Linked DNA regions of Homo sapiens: region 2 is linked to region 1. Evidence: chromatin loops called from intact Hi-C (ENCODE). Cell type or tissue: Caco-2. All regions are shown on one strand. Links, peaks and the distances in the headings refer to the core of each region. The heading gives the core; the rest is flanking DNA. Region 1 overlaps LOC101928911 (a long non-coding RNA gene). Region 2 overlaps AKIRIN2 (akirin 2).

What was found. Peaks named below come from ENCODE experiments on the same cell type or tissue, not always from the same donor. Only the 100,000 strongest peaks of a DNase experiment are listed, where the experiment ranks them.
Region 2: a loop joins it to region 1, with 4 times the contacts of the local background. A loop is called at or near these places in 4 of 110 quality-filtered maps.

What each region holds. Positions count from the first base shown.
Region 1 is chr6:87,796,502-87,801,753 of GRCh38, forward strand. All of the region lies in intron 2 of LOC101928911 (a long non-coding RNA gene), which reads left to right. Among named protein-coding and RNA genes, the nearest start is that of AKIRIN2, 97 kb to the left of the region's middle. RefSeq lists enhancers at 1-371, 326-425, 2,223-2,724, 3,363-3,432. In Caco-2, for the core only: no CTCF peak of the experiment used is centred there; DNase peaks (open chromatin) are centred at 200 and 2,570.
Region 2 is chr6:87,669,668-87,675,166 of GRCh38, forward strand. AKIRIN2 (akirin 2) reads right to left here. Exons shown (of 5, transcript NM_018064.4): 5 at 5,193-5,499. It also overlaps a transcript of ORC3 not described here. Among named protein-coding and RNA genes, the nearest start is that of AKIRIN2, 30 kb to the right of the region's middle. RefSeq lists a silencer at 2,891-3,091. In Caco-2, for the core only: no CTCF peak of the experiment used is centred there; a DNase peak (open chromatin) is centred at 2,204.

The DNA.
Region 1 (5,252 bases), core at 1-5,000:
AACAGAGCGAGACTCCGTCTCTAAAAAAAAAAGAAAGTACAAACCACAGCCTGACTCTGAGAATAACTGGGAGGAATCCCCTGCTGTCACACACTGGGAATCAGAGCGGCACATCCTGCCCTTGCAGGGCCCTGAGGCTCTAAAAGCAACATGTTCCAATTGGAAGCATATATTCTGCAAGGGTTTGTCTCCAGGCAGCGCTACAGCCTCCTCTTCTGGCACCATAGAGACTGTTGCTTCTGTCAGGATTTCTGGCACCAGCAAAAGTGAAAGGGAACAGGACCAACTACGCTTCCCTGAGCAAGGTGGATCTTCTGGGCAGCACCTTGGTGAGAATACACACCACTGAGCAGCCTAGACTGGTGCTGATTAGGTGAAGGGTGGGCGGCCAGAAGGACAGATTTTCATGTGTGTGTGTGTGTGTGTGTGTGTGTGTGTGAGTGAGAAACATAACTCAATGCTTCATCTCCCCTGCCTACATTACATTCACACTTTGTGAATCTGACAGCCTGTGGGTTTGGGCTGTATTTGCAGCTTTATTAGGCATTGCAGCAACTGAACAGGCTTTTCTTCTTCTTCCTTTTTTTTTTTTTTCTTTGAAACTACAGTTTCCCCTAGCTTGTGTTAAAATTCTCAGACTTTTCTTTTTTTAACCCCCTCCCCTTTTTAAAAGTTGTGAAATATGGTAGAGTGACTGAAAAGATTAGAGAATAAATGTACAGCAGAATGAAGGGAACACCCTGATGACTATCATTCTGATCAAGAATAGAGCATCTCTAGCTCCCAGAACACATCCCTCCTCCATACACCCCTTCCCTGTCACACCCCCACTCTGCCCCGATTTTACTTTTTCTTCCATTTAAAGATGTGTATGTATGTATGTATTTATTTATATTTATTATTATTTTTTTAAAGTGGAGATTCGCTTTTTGCCCAGGCTGGAGTGCAATGGCATGATCTCGACTCACTGCAACCTCCACCTCCTGGGTCCAAATGATTCTTCTCCCTCAGCCTCCTGAGTAGCTGGGTTTACAGGCACGCACCACCATGTCCGGCTAATTTTGTATTTTTGGTAGAGATGGGGTTTCACCATGTTGGCCAGGCTGGTCTCGAAGTCCTGACCTCAGGTGATCCACCCCCCTCAGCCTCCCAAAGTGCTGGGATTACAGTCATGAGCCACTGTGCCCGGCCTTGAATTTTTTATACAGTTAAAATGCATGTCCATTTTTGGGAAAAAATACATAAAATACAGACTATTGATGAAAAATATATCACCCATGATTTTTCCTTGCCCAGGGTCATGTTAACATTTTGTGAAATATCCTACAACACATTTAAATATGTATTTATGCTTTCTATAATTAAAAATGGACCACATGAGAAATGTTTTCAATAATATTTGGTGAAAATATTTGCATCTCCATATAGCTCTGCTGCAAGGTATTTGGTAAGATCCAAATATCTGGGTGTGCTACTAGAAACCATTTTTATAAATAATGTTGAAATGAACAGGTTTGTGTATAGATCTTGAAGTACCCAGCTGATAACTTCCTTGAGATCAAAAGGAAATTCGTGGATCAACCAGCGTGCATTTTTATAAGACATTTAATTCACATTGCCAACTTGCTGTATGAGCCCATTTATATAAATTTCAAAACACTCAAGGCTAAATTACAGTGTTTCTAGGTGAATAGTTAGGTTACAAAAGTAATGGAAATGATGTACCAATTCACCCTCCCACTAGAATTGTACAAGAATGCCTCTTTTCCTACATCTTTGCTAACATTGGGTATCATTAATTTTTTTTCACAGAAAGTCTTTTAGTTTCTTCTGAAGGAGTGAAGCCCTTGTCCTCCCTGATTTTAATGTAATTGTTTCTTTGCTTCTCTTTTATGCTTTTGCTGCCTAACTATTCACCCTAGAAACATTATAATTTAGTCTTGCATGTTTTTAAATTTATATAAATGAGATTATGTAGCATTTATTATTTTACTCCTGGCTTCTTTCATCCATTATTATGCCTGTTAAATACATCTATGTGGTCACATGGAGCTGTGTCATGTCCATTTTCATGGATATATATTATTCCATTGTTAGAACACCCAGCAATGTATTCATTCTATTGTTGCTGGACATTTTAGCTGTTTCTAGCTTTTGACTCCTATCAAGAATGCTGCTGAGAACCTTCTTATACAGGTTTCCTGTGCACAAGCTTTTTTTAAAAGGACAGCTGTGATTCCACTTTATGTCACTGGGAACTGGAGCCTTTTGGTAACAATGAGATGCAGGGATCTAACTGTGTATTCAGGATGCTGCTCTAGCCCATTTCCTGCTTGCCACGGGGTATGTGGATGGGGCTGGAGGTCATTCTTATTAAAATTCTTCCTAAAAATCAAGGCAGAAAGAAGCAAGAACTTTCTGGGCAAGATAAAGGGGACAACTTGAAAGGGTACTGAACTGGAGATCAAAGAGCCCTTCATGCTGCTGGCTTTTGATGTTAGCATTAACTGCACACACTGTGGTCATTAATTAACTTGTGTTCAGAGCTTGCTGCATTCCCCCACCTACTGTCTCCTAATCAGCAACCCTCCACTCAAGGCCAACATCATCATTATCAAGTTCTGGGACTTGATGTGAGGGTGCCTTTGGCTGCTGTGGGCACTCGGTGCTGCTGGAACAGCCCTGGGGAAGAGCTTTGAAGCACACTTACAGAGGCTGTAAAATCTGAGAAAGTTGGGACCAGAAGTCCTGCCTGCTGGATCATGACAGGCAGACTCCATGGCTTTTACAGGCTTGTTGGAGAAAGTGGAGTTTCGATGAAACATAAGTGGTGCTTGTTTTCATTCCATGTAGCTAGTAAGCAGGGCATGTTCAGGGAAGAATCCCGTTCTTCTACTCATACTCCCTTTTGTCTTCCTCGGCTCCATGCCTCTTGTTTTAGAAATTAATTTATCTATGTAGCTCTGAGGAATAGAAATTAATTTGTTTTAGAAATTAATTTATCTATGTAGCTCTGAGGAATAGATATACATATCCCTCTAATGAGCCTTTGACAGAGGTGCCAATACAGCCCTAAAGGCAACAAGGGAAAACAGAGGACTGAGAAGTGGGAAAAGGAAACATGGAGAAAATGGGTGTCTACAGGTAACACTAATCTATGGTGATAGAGGCGAGATGAGTGGCATCAAATGGGAAGGGACACAAGGGAACGTTTTGGGGGAGTCAGAATATTTTAAATCTTGATCTCGGTGGTGGTTATGCGCATAAATTCATCAAGTGCACACTTAGATCTTTGCACTTTACTAAATGTAAGTTATACATAAAAAATGAAGTCTGCCAGGGAGTTTCGCTTTCACTGGCCATCTGTGCTTTACCATCAACTTCCTCCTTTATACTACAGGTGTTATATATATTCCATATACACATGATTTAAACCCCTCAATTATGATGCTATAATTTTTACTTTCAACAGTGATACGTATTTTAGAGAAAAATAATAAATATTGTTTTTTATATTTACCCATCTAGTTACCATTTGTAAAGAATGTTTTGGGAAATCCAAATTTCCATCTGCTATCATTTCCTGTTAGCCTGAAAAACTTTCTTAAGCATTTCTTGTGGTGCAGACAGCAAACATTGTTAGTTTTCATTTATAAGAAAACGTCTTTATTCTGCCTTCAGTCTTGAAGGATATTTTTACTAGATATAGAATCCTAGCTCTAGGTTTTACCATTTTTCCTTTTGCACCTTAAAAATATTTTACTCTTGGCCGGACACAGTGGCTCACACCTGTAATTCTAGCACTTTGGGAGGCAGAGGCGGGCAGATCACCTGAGGTCAGGTGTTTGAGACCAGCCTGGCCAACACGGTGAAATCCTGTCTCTACTAAAAATACAAAATTAGCTGGGCGTGGTGGTGTGTGCCTGTAATCCCAGCTATTCAGGAGGCTGAGGCAGGAGAATCACTTGAACCTGGGAGGTGGAGGTTGCAGTGAGCCGAGATCAAGCCATTGCACCCCAGGCTGGGTGACAAGAGCGAAACTCTGTCTCAAAAAAAAAAAAATTTTTTTTTTACTCTCTTCTGGCTTCTTTTTTTTTTTTTTCCTAATGAGAAATCAGCTATCATCTGTATTGTTTTCCTGTATATAATGAGTGCTTTACTCTGATGCTTCCAAGATTTTTTTTTTTGTCTTTGGGTTTCAACAGTTTGGGTAAGATGTACATAGGTATAGTTTTCTTTGTATTTATCCTGCTTGGGGTTTACTGAATCTTTAAATGTATGTCCTTTAGCAAGTTTGGTAATCTTCCTCTCATTATTTCTTCAGAAATTTTTTGTGTCCCATTCCTTCTCTTTTCTCTTCCTCTGGGACTATAATTACGTGTATGTTATACATGTTATTCTTTGCTTTCTCACAAGTCCTGGAGGCTCTCCTCTTTTTCAATTTTTTTTCTGTTTTTATTTATATTTTTAATTTATTTCTGAGACAGAGTTTCATTCTTGTTGCCCAGGCTGGAGTCTAGTGGCACAATCTCGGCTGACTGCAACCTCCGCCTCCCGGGTTCAAGCGATTCTCCTGTCTCAGCCTCCAGAGTAGCTGGAATTACAGGCACTCACCACCATGCCCGGCTAATTTTGTATTTTTAGCAGAGACGGGGTTTCACCATGTTGGCCAGGCTGGTCTTGAACTCCTGACCACAGGTGATCTGCCCGCCTCGGCCTCCCAAAGTGTTGGGATTACAGGCATGAGCCACCACCCCCAGACTTTTCTGTTTTTAGATTGGGTAATTCTTTTGATCTATCTTCACATTTACTGACCCTTTCCTTTGTCATTTCCAATTCATTGTTAAGCCCATCAGTGAGTTTTTAAAATTGCAGATATTATATTTTGTAATTCTAGTATTTTCATTTGGTTCTTTTCTATTTCTCTGTTGTGATTTTCTTTCTGCTCATTTGTTATGAGTATATTTCCTTTATATATTTGAGCGTAATTATAATGGCTGTTTTAAAACTTTTGTTTCTTAATTCCAACATATAAATCATCTTAGGAGTCTCCATTGATTGTCATTTTTCTTGTATATGAGTCATATTTTCCCATTTTTTCTTATGTCTTGTAATTTTGGATCATGTTGTGCATATTGTGAATGATATAGAGACTCTGCATTCTCTTATGTTACTCTAAAGAGTATTGATTTTGTGTTTTAGCAGGCAATTAACCTAGTTGATTTCAGTTTCTAAATTCTTTTCCTCTGTGG
Region 2 (5,499 bases), core at 198-5,197, 130 kb before region 1:
ATTAGCTCAATATTTTTTCGCAATATTCTAGTCATTCTTCTTCTAGTCTTGCCTCCAACCATGTGTTTCATTTTTTAAACAATGGTTGGTACAAATCTAGGGAAAGAATAGGTGATTTTAATGATTTTTCCATCTATTTAAGGTAAGGAAGTTGGCAACAGGGAAGGTCTTCCAATACAAGGACACCATCACTACGTACAATGTAGTTTCAAATGATGCATATGAGCACCAGATAAAATTGTCAGTGTTTAGAAACTATTACTTTGAACAACACTCATACAGCAAGATGCTTTTTACACTGTAAGGTACAGAGGAACTGGCCTCACACAGACCAGCAGATTCATATATAAGGCACAGATTCACTGAGTAGAGTAAGTAGCCATGCCTTACTTTTCCTCTGCTGGGCACTAAGTTGAATTTATCCAACATAAACGCATGTCATGCCCTGAACCACTTTGACTTTCCTCACTAAAGATTATGTAAGAAAGTAGCAGGATGGCAACTGCCCTATTTTCTTTTTCGAGACAGAATTTCACTCTGTCACCCAGAGTGCAGTGACACGATTTGGGCTCACTGCAACCTCTGCCTCCTGGGTTCAAGCCATTCTCCTGCCTCGGCCTCCCAAGTAGCTGGGACCACAGGTGTGTGCCACCACGCCCAGCTAATTTTTGTATTTTTAGTAGAGATGGGGTTTTGCCATGTTGGCCAGGCTGGTCTTGAACTCCTGGGCTCAAGCGATCCACCCACCTAGGCTTCCCAAAGTGCTGGGATTACAGGCATGAACCACCGTGCCCAGTCGAAAACTGCCCTATTTTCACAATGAATACACAAAAGAGCTATAAAATTAAAACATGAAGCTCCTTTGTGGTAATCATTAATGGAGCACAAAACCCTCAAGACAGCCTATGAAATGCCAGTTCAATTCTGTGTCCATTCTGTAATTCAGGAAACCTCTACCAAAATATCTTACAAAGGAAGTATTCTGCCTTACTAAATCTTTCATTTAATGAAATACTGATCTGAAAACCCTGAATCGAAGTAGGGTGAAATACATTCAAAAAGTACCAAGCATGTGCCATGTGCCAGGCACTGTATGCCAGTGAGCAAAGAACCCTGCCTTCACTGCGTTTAGCACAGGAAGTAAAACAAAGAAAGCAGCAGGGCAGAGCACCAGGATGTCAGGCTGCAATTTTAAAGAGTGGTCAGAGCAGGCTTCATTGAGATGACGTTTGTGCAAAAAGTCAAAAGTGGTGAAAAAATTTTCCATGAAGTTTTGTGGGAGAAGAGCATGCTAGGCAGACACTAGCAGTAACAAAAATCCTATGCTGGAAAAACAGCAAAAGTGGCCAATGTGGACAAGGTAGAGTGAGCAGGAGGAATTCAATAGGAATTGAATGAGGTGGGGTAGAGTGCAGGTAATTTAGGGCTCCACAGACCTTTGTGAAGTTTTACTTTTACTTAGGAAGCCATCTAAACAAGACTTAGACTTTTAAAGGATCAGTCTGGTTGCTATGAGAGTAGAATAGGATGGGTGAGAGGAGACAAAATGAGGCAAAACAAAGACCGGTTAGGAAACCACAGAAATAATCCAAGCAAGCTATGATAGTGTCTTGGATTAGGGTAATAGCAGTAGAGATGTTAATATTTTAAGGTGGAACTAAGATCAGATGAAGGATGTGAGGAGTGCAAGACCATTTCTGCCTAGAAACAAAGAATGGAGTGGCCATTAAGTGATTGAGGATGACTGAGAGGAAAAATTTCAGAGGCAAAAGTAAGTTTTAGACGTAAATTTCGAGGTGTCTACTAGATACCTAACTGAAGATGTCACATGAAGACGTTAATATAATCTGATGTCCTTATGATGAGATCACCAAGATGAGTACTAAGAGAGGAGGCAAGCAGCCCAAGGTCAAGCTCGGGGGCACACCTATGTTTTAGCAAAATGCAGGGAAATGAAGATTGGGCCAACAGCAAGACAGAGAAGGAGCAGCCAGTAAAGGAGAAACGTCAAAGCAAGTGTAGTATTTTGCAAGCCAACTGAAGAGTGCTTCAAGGTCAAATGCTGGCTGCTGATTAGATTTAACAATGTGGAAATCTTTGCTGCCTTTTACTAAGAGTAACAGAGAGGAGACGAACTCTAATCACCTATCAGATGACCTAACCAAGTGTCCAAACTTAACAGCCTGGAAAAGCCGTAACTGTTGTGATGCAATATGGAGACCATAGCATCACCTTGCACTCTTGCACAACAAGTTTAACCCGAAACTTGCGAAAACTTTAGACCTTTCAGTTTACAGAAAGTTCAAAGGGATATCAGAAGTTAAAATTAATGACAGTACAAAGAAAAACTCAACAAGACAACAGGCCTAGTATTTCCAGAAAGTAGGAATCTTAATTGAATCGTGTTTGGGGGATGAGGGTAGCTATTTAAAAAAGAGACACATGGAAAAATCTGAAATAAGGACTCGATGTTAAATTAGGGAAGTATTTTAAGTGGGAAAGTCAACTTTTCTGTTTGAATTTCTTTTCCTAATAAAACAAGTTGGTGAAAAAAAAGGAAGGGGTAATAAACTGGAGGAAGTTTAGAAAACTGAGTTTTGCTTTTATAAAGGGGAGCACTAAAATAATCACTAGCAAGGGATATAGGATCAAAAGATTTTTTAATAACATGCTTATTATGCTTTTGGAAATGATTTAGTAGAGAAAGAAAATAGATGCAGTAGAGAGAGGAGAGGACTGCTGGAGCTGTATCTTTGCCTGAGACATAGGTTTGCATCTCGTGCTCCTTACCTGGGGCAAATGCAGGAGCAAGAGAATTGTGGGAGCCATGTATCCATGAGTAGACATAGACTATTCGGGTGCTTTTGTAGAATATTCATTTAATACCAATTACTGTAAGAGTTTGAAAGGAGTAAAGAGAACCCAAACAGGGCAAAAACAAGTCATTTCCAACCCTAGCTGCTTAAATCACCTAGGCAGCATATTAAACAGATTCCAAAAGTTCTCCCCTCCCACCAATTGTCTAAAGCAGTCTCTGGGGATAGGTAGAGCCTGAGAACCTTCTACCATTTTCTTTAGGGTCGTGTCAAGTGCTTGCCATAGGCCAAAGACAGCTTTAGTAGTTTAAACCTCCAATATTTATTTTTCTCAGATTGCCTATTTTTCCAAAAGTACAAACGCTTATACCTATGTGCACTTGTTAAAGATTTACTAAACACATCATAGTACAGTACTGTATCAGTACTGCCTTTTACTGGAAGAATAAGATGACTATTAACACAATTCTGTAGATACTTATTACAAGCAATTTCAGGGATTTGGGGAATTCAGAATCCCTAGGTAGCTAAAATAATCTATTGAAATCATGTGTGGTTGGTTATTTGGACTAATCAACTACCGGACCCATCTAAAGTCAGAGTAGCCCATAAGCTAGGACTTTTGCATAAGTGATAATGCAGAAATTTGGCTGTGGAGCAAAAAAAAAAAATTTTTTTTTTTTTTTTTTTTTTTTGAGACAGAGTCTCACTCTGTCACCCAGACTGGAGTGCAGTGGCATGATCTCAGCTCACTGCAACCTCTGCCTCCTGAGTTCAAGCGATTCTCGTGCTTCAGCCTCCCAAGTAGCTGGGACTACAGGCTATCCTGCTAACCAGTGGTTCTTAGCTGGGAACTGTTTTGTCCCTCAGGGACATTTGGCAATGTCTGCAAACACTTTGGTTATCACAATTGTGGGAGGGGGTTTAACTGGCCTCTAGTGGTAGAGGCCAGAGATGTGGCTAAATATCCTATAATGCACAGCAATAGCCACCACGACAAAGAATGATCTGGCCCAAACTGCCAGTAGTGCTGAAGTTGAGAATCTCTGTTCTAGACCATTAAAAGGGGGTAGAATTGGCCAGGCGCAGTGGCTCACGCCTGTAATCACAGCACTTTGGGAGGCTGAGGCAGGCAGATCATGAGGTCAAGAGATCGAGACCATCCTGGCCAACATGGTGAAACCCCGTCTCTACTAAAAATACAAAAATTAGCTGGGCGTGGTGGTGCATGCCGGTAGTCCCAGCTACTCGGGAGGCTGAGGCAGGAGAATCACTTGAACCCGGGAGGCGGAGGTTACAGTGAGCCGAGATGGCAGCACTGCACTCCAGCCTGGTGACAGAGCAAGACTCCATCTCAAAAAAAAAAAGTAGGGGGGAAGGGCATAGAATCATGCACCTTATTGCTACCCTGTGCTATACCAATGTTTCTCAACCACTAATTGGCATATAAATTGCCTGGGCACCTTGTGAAACCACTTTCTAGGCTTGTTTTAAACAGAGAATTGGTGAAATGTAATTACCAAAGCTAAAAATAAAAGAGGTCTGGCTGGGCGCAGTGGCTCACGCCAGCATTTTGGAAGGCCGAGGTGGGCAGATCACCTGAGGTCAGGAGTTCGAGACCAGCCTGGCCAAAATGGTGAAACCCTGTCTCTACTAAAAATACAAAAAATTAGCCGGGTGTGGTGGCACATTCCTGTAATGCCAGCAACTCAGGAGGCTGAGGCAGGAGAATCGCTTGAACCTGGGAGGCAGAGATTGCAGTGAGCCGAGATCGTGCCACTGCACTCCAGCTTGGGCAACAAGAGCAAAACTCTATCTCAAAAAAAAAAAAAAAAAAAAAAATTCCTTTTTCTTCTAACTTGGTCAGTTATAAATGTGTATTTAAGATTGTCTTAAATTTTGGAAATATGCTACTAGAATTCAACAAATGAATTCACTGAAGCATGTTTTTGCTTACTTCATTATAAGAAAGCTATGTCTAGAAACCATGTATGGAAAGGGAGTCAAATTTGCTGAATCATGCTTTTGCATATCAAGTTCTTAAAAGAAAAAACTGGATCCTACTGATATCTGAGGTAATTCTATAGCAATTAAAATACCTGTAACATTCTATCAGGCAGTAAGTTACAGAAGAAGGAATTTATATATATATATATATATTTTTTTTTTTTTAGTAGAGATGGGGTTTCACTGTGTTAGCCAGGATAGTCTCGATCTCCTGACCTCGTGATCCTCCCGCCTCGGCCTCCCAAAGTGCTGGGATTACAGGCATGAGCCACCGCGCCCAGCAGAAGAAGGCATTTAGAATCAGAACTCAGTGTTTTGAAACAGCACTCAAATCTTAGAAAATTAACTTCACTGATTCCTGGAAAATGCTTACGTTTTAAAACACCAACTTTATTCAAATACTAACCCCATCTGTACATTAAGAAACAAGCAAAATAGAAGTAAATGTTTTATTCTTCCAACTAAATTCCAGTACTACAAGGGCAGTAAAACAATGATACACTGGAAAAAAAAAAATGCAGCAATAAACATTTGTTAAAAAGACTGATAGAATAAATAAAACTACAAAAAAAAAAAAAATCATACAAACCCATTCTGAAACCCCAAGAAGTCCTGGAATACAGAAATGCCCTCCTCCTTCACTATTTCACAGGAAGCACTGCAGGCTATTTGCTTA